Linked DNA regions of Mus musculus: region 2 is linked to region 1. Evidence: chromatin loops called from intact Hi-C (ENCODE). Cell type or tissue: left cerebral cortex. All regions are shown on one strand.

Region 1 (5,000 bases):
AACTGACTTGTAAGCCCAATGCCCTGTTTACTCACACGTTATTCCAGAAACATCACTGGAAAACCTTTCTAGAACAAAAGGGCCCACCTCTTGTCCAAAGGGAACTCAAGAGTCTCACTGGGGCACATCTTATAATCTCTGAGGCTAGACATATTTTCTCTGCCTGGCAGGAATGGTCATCAATGACATTAGGCTGTATCCACGGGATGCATTCCACATTGTGATGGAACATTTTCAGATGTGGAACATGAACCAAGTTGAATTTGACGACAGAATTAAAAACAACCGTTATTATTGGGTTTTAGTCAATTGCTTGGGCCCCAAAATTTGTTTGAAGTTACCTTGCGGCCGTCGCTTGGAATCGGGCTTCTTGCTCGTCTTGGAGTTGGAACAGCACCTGGTCCTGTGGTTGATTCCGCTCACAAATGAATCAGCTACAATGTGATGACGAGGAATGCAGCATGAGAGTCAGAGAAACCAGGAGCGTGTCTGACAGGAAGCGAATATTTGGACATTAAAAAGACTACAGAGCTGTTCACAGTTGTGTGATATAGTTTAAGTGTCTTAATGTGAAAGCTCTCTGGTTAGGAAAAATCCAGCCCACACATCAGCTAATTGTCTTTGGGAAAGTTATTTAATATCTCTAAACCTAAATGGCCTCGTATGGACAGAAGGAGGAGAAAGAGAGACACAAAGGACTTTTAAATGAGATAGTCCATGTACACCAACCACCTTAAATAGGATTATTACCATAGGGTCTATGAACCAAGTCTTACAAATAAGACATTGAATGGGAGATAATTAGTAATTGGAGATTATGTGTAGCTAGATGTTCAGGGTGATTGCTAGTGAATGAAGCCATCTCCATGACAACCATGGTGTGTTTTACTTCACACCCCCTCCCCCTCCCATGGATCACCTAAGGCCCTGTTTTACTTTTTAGCTGCAAGACCCTCTGACCATTCTGAGTGCATTAATAGGATAAACAAAAAAGTTTCTTCTTTTAAAAGTAGCTTTTAGTCATTTCAAGTAATCTATGAAGGCATCCTCTTTAAAAAATCAACATTACAGAGAAGACAGACATCTGTCATTTCTATTCTCATTTTTATTCCAGAGGTAGCTCTCCCTATCAGTTAAATGAGCCTCATGCATTTTGCAATGCATTAAACATGTATGTTACCTTACCTGTAGAGAAACACACTGTGTTGTATGGTTAGGCTTTTTACATATGTCATGATAGCATGTGTCACTCCGTGGCTTCATCGTCTTTGCTCAGTCAGTAGTAGTTTCTGAGTTCTTTACCTGTCAGTACACATAATACATTATTTTAAAGTCTACCTTAAGTGTCTGGGAGCGGGCTGGTGAGATGGCTCAGTGGGTAAGAGCACCCGACTGCTCTTACCGAAGAGTCCAGAGTTCAAATCCCAGCAACCACATGGTGGCTCACAGCCATCTGTAACGAGATCTGACTCCCTCTTCTGGAGTGTCTGAAGGCAGCTACAGTGTACTTACATATAATCAATAAATAAATCTTAAAAAAAAAAAGTGTCTGGGAGCATAGCTCAGTGGCACGGTGGTGGTGTGGCTTGCATAGAGCCCCTGGTGGTGTGGCTTGCATAGAGCCCCTGGTTTCACGCCCTGCACTGCACTAAGCAAACAAAGACGTTGCTCTGTATCTGTGTTTTTGGATGAGCCGATGTACTTAGCCAGCTCCGTTTAGGCGGCCATGTAAGTCACTTCACATTTTAGTAGCTGCTGTCAAGTCACTCTACAAAGCTTGTATCCCTGACAGCAGAATATGGAAATAAGCTGGCTTAGCTTTTGTAGATGTTTTCTAGGGTTTGGGAGTCCATTTTCCTGCTTGACCATGAAACTGAGTACGTTTGCTGTGTATTTATGGGCTATTTGTACTTCTTTGTCTGTGAACTGGCATTTTGTATCTTTGCAATATTTTCCTATTAGATTTTTTCATTTCTTTTTATTAAAGAGATTCTTTATATATTCTAGATACTGATCCTATATTGAAAGCATTTTGCCCCTTTGTCTCTTAAGTTTTTATGTTTTTTTTTTCAGCCATAAAGATGTTCTTGGTGTTAACATAGTCCAATTTATTAGTCTTATATACCCTAGGGATTTTTGCACATTGTTTAGAAATCTCTATTATGACAAATCGGGGGGGGGTGTCTTCCTCAATTCTATGGTTTCTTTGTGCATCTTGGTTATTAAGGACTGAGGTGTTCTAGGCAAAAAAAAAAAAAAAAGGTCGCACACACATTTCAGGTGTCTCAACAACCCAGCTGTGACTGCCACCTTGACAGGTCAGAACTGGCCCGGCCCTCCAGGCACGCGCGATCCCAGAAGTGTCCAGCAGAGGGCGCTGTCTGAGCAGGTCTGCCAGTCTCCACTAGGGCCCCGGAAGGATTCTGTCTCACCAAAGAGAACATTTTAACTGCTCAGAAATTAGTAAATTCCAGTGAGAGAGGCTGTAGCTGAGCCAGGAAAAAGACCAGGAGCAAAGTCTGTTTCTCTGTGTACTCCACAGTGGGAAGTGAATCGGGCCAAGGGGAAAGTGTCCTGGCGGCCTCTGTGTTTTCATGGCAGCCGAGAGCGCGCAGATCAAAGCGCTCCAGCATCACAGAAGGTTTTCTCCAAGGGAAGCTTCCATGTCTGTTTAAGTCTGGTCCACACTCCTGAGATGAAAGCTCCAGTTTTACAGAGGAAATGCTATTTACTGGACAAACAACAGGCGGGATGGAGACATGTAATCCCCAAATTTAGTCTGATTTCATCAATAATTCAAAATCCTGGCTCCTTTTGCATGAGGGGTGGGGCAAAAAGAGGCCAGTGGCCAGAGGCACAGCTGACTTCAGAAGGGAAGTCCAGGAATTACCAAACAATTCGCTTCAGTACAGCTCCCTTCCAGCCTCGCCAGCGCCGCCGTGTACTGAGCTAACAGGGCTGGTTTCGTTGGCTTGTTTAGTATTGTTGATGTGGGTTCAACTGCATCATGGAACCAGAGGAGCATTGACAATGAAGCCCATAGATCAGCATAAATATATTGATCCAAATGAATGTACGATTCTGAACAAGCCTCTGTGTTCACGGGTGGGTTTTTCCTGCTTGCCACTCAGAAACTTTGAGCCTTCCTCTGCACCTAGCTGTGTGGCTGGCTCAGGAAGGCTTGGTGAGAGAGTGTGGCTCCTTTGTCTTTCAGAATCAGGGAAGCACTGGGCCACCTGAATACACAGCCCTTTTCCCCACAGATGCCTGGGAGTGTTAGAGATTTTCAGATGGGCGAGGGTTTCCATAACCCCTTTTGCCTTCCATTAACACTGCTTAGAAACAGCCCCTGCATTAATTATCTTCAGCCATTTCTTTTGAGCATACTCTTTGATCTCTGCCCCAACCTTGACTAACACAGAAACCTAGATCCATCTTAATTCCTCGTGCTTAAAACAGGTCAAATGTAGTCAATGTTTACTGTAGGTTTGGACTTCATCGTCGACACAAATAATTTGTTAAGTCCAATAGTGGCTGCTGTCTCCATGCCTTTTCCAGACACAGATCAAGACAATGTAAATATGCCTTTAAAAACCCTGCTGGGGAGGGACAGGGTATATAGCTGGGCTGGGAGAGCTTGTGTCCAGTATGTTTGATCCCTGGCATTGCTCTCGTCCCCCATCCCCACGTCCCCAATGCCATCTAGATACATCTTCTGCCATTCTCTACCATTGGTTTATCAGAGCCCCTTCCCCCAGGCTCACAGAAATGTCTCATTTGCTGTAAATAGTCTCCAATTCAGTCATAAACTTTGAAAGCAAGAACCTGGAAGCTGAAAGGATCAGAGGACCCAATTTGGAGGCCCATGATGGTCTGACTGATTCATTAAGGGAAGGCTGTAGGTAGTTGCCAGAGACGTAAATTGCATTTATATGCTGCCCTCCCCTTCAGGGAGGGGATTGCTGTCTTGTAAGCTAAACAGGCAATAAACTGCCACTCTAAGTAGGTAAAGCCATTTAGTCTTCATCTCTCCGGCAGATATACATGACGAAGTGAGGTGCTCCACCAGCCCCCTTCTCCTCACCTTCCACCTGCAAGCTGCAAGCCTAAACAAAGCAACAAAACCCAGAAATGGTGACAGGAGAGAGACCCCAGTCTATATATAGGGTAACCCCCAATAACAGAGAGCTTTTAGACACCTGCTTTAATTAAACCCTGAGCCCGTTTGGTGGCCCCCTTTCTTTTCCTTGCGCTACTGAGGATTGAACCCAGGCCCTGCATGTGCTACCGCTGGGCTATATCCATTGCTCTTTTTAAATTTTATTTTGATACAAGGTTTCATTGTATAACCCAAGCTGGCCTCAAACTTGAAACTTTCCTGCCTCAGTCTCTCTACCTGGCTGAGGGTATAGCCCTGTGCCACCGTGTCCAACTACTGAGCCTTGTCCCACAGACTCCCCTAGATTTTTTCACCTCTCCTTCCTGGCTGTTCCTCTTCATCTGTGGACTCTTGCCCAGACCACTTTCCATCTCGTTTTCAGCCCTTATGCACTGACACCTTGATCATCTACATTTTAGGACTGTTAAAAATCTCTGTGTTTGCATTCAGTTGCCACCTCTGTCCCCTTGCTTTGAGTCCCCTGGGCCACCACAGTACCTTTACAATGTGCTGACACTCCTGCCATCAGTATGGCCTGCAAACCGGTGTGGCCCAATCCTCCCACCACTTCTGTGTCCTCTGACGCCATGCCCCCGTATGCTGTTTGGGTTTCTTGCTTTCTCCGTGTAACCCAGAGGCTCTCAAGCCTTCCAGTGCTGTGACCCTTAATACGGTTCCTCATGTTGTGATGACCCTTATCACAAAATTATTTTCATTGCTACTTCATAACTGTCATTTTGCTACTGTTATGAATCATAATGTGAATATCTATGTTTTCTGGTGGTCTTGGGTGACCCCGGTAAAAAGGTTGTTCAACCCCAAAAGAGATCATTACCCAGCA
Region 2 (5,000 bases), 110 kb after region 1:
TTGAAACTGAGACCTTTGATCCTGTAGCACTGGCCTAGGAAGCATGCACAGACACCGGCTGGACTGTGTACCCCTTGAAGGCTATCATCTGGGGCTCTTACATTTCTCTGAAATCTCATGAAAAGCCACAGACACCAAGAGCATAACATATCTACTTCCCAGCATGTGCTATAGAGTTGTATGGATTTTTTAAAAAGACATATCTACTTAGCTTTACTTTTCCTAGATTGTTTAAAACTCTAAGTAACAAAGCAATTCCTCTAGGAAAGCCAGGACATGGGCATAAGGCTGGTGCTAAAAACAAATAATAAAATAGCTGTAGACAGCAGAAGCAGAAACCTTCCCCTGCGGTCACAGGCAAGTGAGTGTGTGGCCTTCCAGATCTCACCAGCACAGGCAGCCATTGGCCCAGTAGGTTGTCCTGTGTGTCCCGGGCATTGGTGGAACTGCTGGACCTTCACACTCCAGTCTGCTTGAAGCCTTAGACTGCAGCTTGGGGTGTCAGCACTGGCCTCACTGGAGTGGGTCTCTCATGTCACCACTGTGCCTTCTAATGCTTACAGCTACTCAATAGCCCAGGGTTTGACCCACTCCTCCCTCCTCACTGTCATTGCCTTGGTTTCCCGCATTCACAGCTTAAGGTGGACTCAGGAGGACTTCACCCAGACTACACCAAAGTGTCTACCAACGAAGTGACTATCCTGTGGTTGTCCATGCTGCTGACTGCCTGTGGAAAAGAGTAGAATAGACTAGATCAAACCAGATGAACTTTTAGAAGAGAAAGGTAATATCCATCTTTGTTTATACACAGAGAGAGGGGGGGAAGGGACAGGGAGAGAAACACACAGAGAAGGAGGGAGGGGGTAGGGGAGAGAGAGAGAGGAGAGAGGAGAGACTGGTACATCTAGCACTAGTGTATATGCGTGCTTTGGATATAGCAGAGACAAGACAGGCAAGATCAGTGATTATGGTGCATATGCCCTGGAGAGGGAAAGAGGATAATGAATAGAAAATAAAGAAATGTGCAGTAACATATCAAAGGGTAACAGTTTACCTGGGAGGAATTTTACCATTATGAACCTTCCCACCGAGAGTGCATCCTACCAACTCCCCAGAAAAAGCACAGAACCGCTTCCTATTGGCCACCATGGGCAGAACATACTGTGTTCTGAGGTTGCCTCCCAGTCTCCATAACTCACAGACTCAGTAGGCCTGGGTGCCCTTTCTTGAGTCTGAGTACCTCAGGGAAGTGGGGCCTCTGGAGCTGAACCTCTCTCGGTGAACTTCCTGGGCTGTGTTGCTAGCTTATCCCTTTCCTTTGCCATCATCTGTCTCATTACATGGTGCTGGCCAAAGCACAGCTAAAGTACTTACCTGTCCAAAGCCTTTCCAGGTCCCAGACAGTATACGTCATAGCCATTGTCAAGTCAGATATGTTTATTCTAAGTGCAGCTTCTGAGACATAGACATAGATAGGGCTCTTAATGTTTGCTAAATATATGCATTTTTAAAAAATGTACCTAGAAATCAGCAGGCCAGCCCAGATCTGATAAATCTACCCCCTCCCCTGCCTGGTTCACTGCCTATTCCAGAAGTCTGCAGTGAAAGGCAAGGTAAACTTGTTTTCCCACAAATCTGATCACACACAAACAAAGAGTTGGAAGGGTGTCTCTTGGGTGGTGAGATTGGCTGTCCCCAAGGCCAGAAGCATAGAACTGTTTCTCATCCAAGCCACACACAACCCGCCATCAGAGGACTCTTTTTGAAGCATCTATTGATCTTTAAGGAAAGTATAATGTAACAAGCGTGCTGCTTCCAGTCTCTTACCTTATTCCTTGAGCTCCCTCCAAGTATTTCCAACTGTAATGTGAAGTTCAATGGTGTGTCAGCAGATTGTAGGGAGCTCCCAGCTCACCCACAGGCTTGCTGGGAGACAGCTGTTTTCACAAGATGTTGGCTCTGACAAACAGCTTAGCACCCCACCCCCGACTGATCTCCAGCTCAGGCATCAGTGGAGGTTAACCCCAATGAACCCTGACTCTTCTGCTATGGTTGTTGATACCTCCCGTGGACTCTGCCTGATGAGCTGACTGAGGATCAGGCTTCAAGGGCTGTTGAGGAATAACAGAAATATCAGAGTCAACTCTGTGGTTAAGTGTTCTCTCTGCTGAGGCTGGCAAGACATAGTCACAGGTCTCAGGAATTGAAGGAGAGATTACAGCAACCTCTTCTTCAGAAATCTCTTCTCCTTTATTTTGGTCTGGGTACCAAGAGAAGGCCAGCATCAAGGGTCTAGTCTGCTGAAATGTAACCTCTGTTCTCTTCATGTTGAGGGAAATGGCTTCTTGCTTACTTCTGTTTTGGTTAATAGAGCAGGACAGCTCTAACAGGACAAGAGTTCTGGCTTGCTGGGCAGGCTGCAGGGTGATGCTATAAGAGGCCCATTATCAGTGGAAGCCACATTGTGATACATACAGACCCATTTTACAGAAGGGAAAGCACCGTGACAATACCAGGAAGTATTTGGATGGGACACCCATAAATGACGAATTTGTGAAGATAACTATGCAGAATATTATTCCGTATTCCCTTAATGTTTCACAAAAGCCACACAATTAGAACTTGACTTGTTAACAGTCCTGATGGGAGTTCAGCCCCTGAGCTCATCCCTGGGGAGCTAGGCTGCAAGGGATGGTGATAGCAGAACTCACCACCAGGTGGCACCACTGATGACATTTCTTTGTCTTGACTAAAGCTGATGTGACATTTGAGGCGGGAAGTCAAGAGTACAGGAAGGGGCCTAGTCTAACATATAATTAATTGTTTAACAGTTAAATCAAATCTAACGCCCAAGGTCACAAGGATACATTCCCTTGAAAAACAGGTCTTCCTAGTAAAAGGAAAAGACAGACCGCAAGTTTAGATATTCAGATTCTTGTAGGGAGAACAGAAAGGGTAGGGTCCAGCCTACAGGCTCCACCCAGCCCTTTTCTTGCTGTGAGGGCCTAATGTTCAGGGACACCCTTTTCCTTGGGCTACCTTAACAGGTCAAAGAGCCCCTAGGATGTCTGGACACTCTGGACTGTTGATGCAGGGACTCAAAGCTCTGGTGTGTAATCTGATCTTGTGGTAAAGGGTCAGATAGTAACCACCGTGTGTACAATACAGTCTCTGGTCACAACTATTTACCTTTGCCACTGAGGCATAAAAGCAGCTGATGACAATCCAGACATGAGTGTGGCTACATCTCAGTACACCCTTCTGCACAAAGATAAGTAAGCCTTAGACTATAGTCTATAGTCTGCTGGCATCTGATCTGGAAAACGGATCTGGACCTGCCAAATAGCATCCAGAACACAAGGCTGAACTTGAATTCCAAATGACCCAAAGTGCTTGGATATAAATCTCTCTCAAATATTGAATGGGGGGGGGGCATACTTAAGAAATGAGTGATTGCTTCTCTGAAATTCCAATTGGACTATGCATCTAGTATTTTTATTTGCTAAATCTGTCCACTGGGATGGGAGCTGTGGGCCCTGTGGATGCTTCACCCCACTAGGTGAGCCAAAGCCAGAAGAAGGTTGGAGCCAGGTTTCCAAAGCTCAGGTATAAAGGAAAAGCCATGCCTTCCCAGGTCTAAGGGCAGTGCTGACTTTTAAGAGAGTTTTTCATACTTGCAAAGGAGGGAGAGAGAGAGAGAGAGAGAGAGAGAGAGAGATCATTTCATTTAAATTAAACACATTTCGAAGGGCTCTGAAGACATGAACAGTATCAGGGAATACACATGAACCGGAAGGCACCCATGCTGAGGCTTGGCCTGAGGTGGGACGCAGCTGTGACGGGTGCTAGGTGAAGCCTGAGAGGAAAGGATTCCAGGCAAGGGGAACTTCCCGAGTGAAGACCTAGGGACTGAACCAAAGAGAGGCCAAAGGTGAGCAGGAGCGAGGCACAGGGGTGAGAACTATGGGCTGGTGTGACGGTCAGTCTGTGAGCAGTTTGCCAAAAAACTGGAGTTTCCTAACATATGGAAGTGGTCAGTGTTTAAGGAGGCTTAAATGCTAACCACTGCACACTGTATACATGGATCAAATTAGCATACTGTACTCCAGAAACCAATATTATGTGTCAATTAAAAAGTTTATAAATGCAGCAGGAGGCCCCTGCAGGCTCTAAGCGGGGGAGGGAGTGTAATCCCGTTCTCATTTTAAAGCTCTCACTTGCTGATTTCTCCTGCAGAGCAGATGGAATCAAAGGAAGAGCGGTGAGAGGAGACTTGGTGAAGAGCCGCTGCAGGAGTTCTGGCGGGAAATGATGTCAGAGTATGTCTCCCTGTGGAGAAGCTGCTTAAAGGTGCTGAGTGAGAAGGGCAGAGGGCACAGAGAGAAAGGCCTGAGATGCCTCCTGGACTCGTGAAGATCACATACTTGGTCTTGGCTTCTAACATCACTTTCGGACCCTCAGCATACCCCACAGGCTCATGTCATAAGCTTGTTCCCCAGTTCATAGTGCTAGTAGGATGTGCTTGGCCCTTTAAAAGGTGGGGCCTAAGGGAAGACTCTAGGTGATGGGGGATGCCCTCAGAGACATTTACAGACCCCAGCTCTGCTCTTCCTCTTTCTTTGCTTCCAACCACCATGATAGGAGAAGGCTCCTCTGTACAGGCTGGTCATGGTCTGCAATTTGGCCACAGGCTCCAAAGCAATGGAACCTACTGATCATGGCCTGAAACCTCCAAAGTTGTGAATGAAACCTTTCTGGGGTCTGGGGAGATGGCTCAGTGGGTAACGCGCTTGCTGTGCGTGAGAACCTAAGTTCAGATCCCCACACCAGGAACCGCAGTGCTGATGTGATATTCAGAAGAGGCAGATAGATCTCTGGAGCCCGTTGTCAGCTGGTCTAGCCAATAGTGAGCTCTGGGTTCAGTGAGAGACCCTGTCTCAAAGAGTAAAGTGGAGATCAATTAAGAAAATAAGACATCTACCTCTGGCCTCTGCACACAT

What was found. Hi-C counts contacts between places; a loop is a spot of excess contacts. Peaks named below come from ENCODE experiments on the same cell type or tissue, not always from the same donor. Only the 100,000 strongest peaks of a DNase experiment are listed, where the experiment ranks them.
Region 2: it touches region 1 in a loop (1.9-fold over the local background); 4 of 42 quality-filtered maps call a loop at or near these places.

What each region holds. Positions count from the first base shown.
Region 1 is chr12:77,778,949-77,783,948 of GRCm38, reverse strand. Gm35440 (a long non-coding RNA gene) reads right to left here. Exons shown (of 4, transcript XR_381711.3): 2 at 1,186-1,302; 3 at 342-434. Among named protein-coding and RNA genes, the nearest start is that of Gm35488, 31 kb to the left of the region's middle. In left cerebral cortex, a CTCF peak has its summit at 2,385 (motif pointing right); a DNase peak (open chromatin) is centred at 2,409; H3K4me3 peaks cover 305 bases; H3K27ac peaks cover 409 bases.
Region 2 is chr12:77,672,657-77,677,656 of GRCm38, reverse strand. No RefSeq gene overlaps it. Among named protein-coding and RNA genes, the nearest start is that of Gm35440, 75 kb to the left of the region's middle. In left cerebral cortex, a CTCF peak has its summit at 2,719 (motif pointing right); DNase peaks (open chromatin) are centred at 1,949 and 2,737.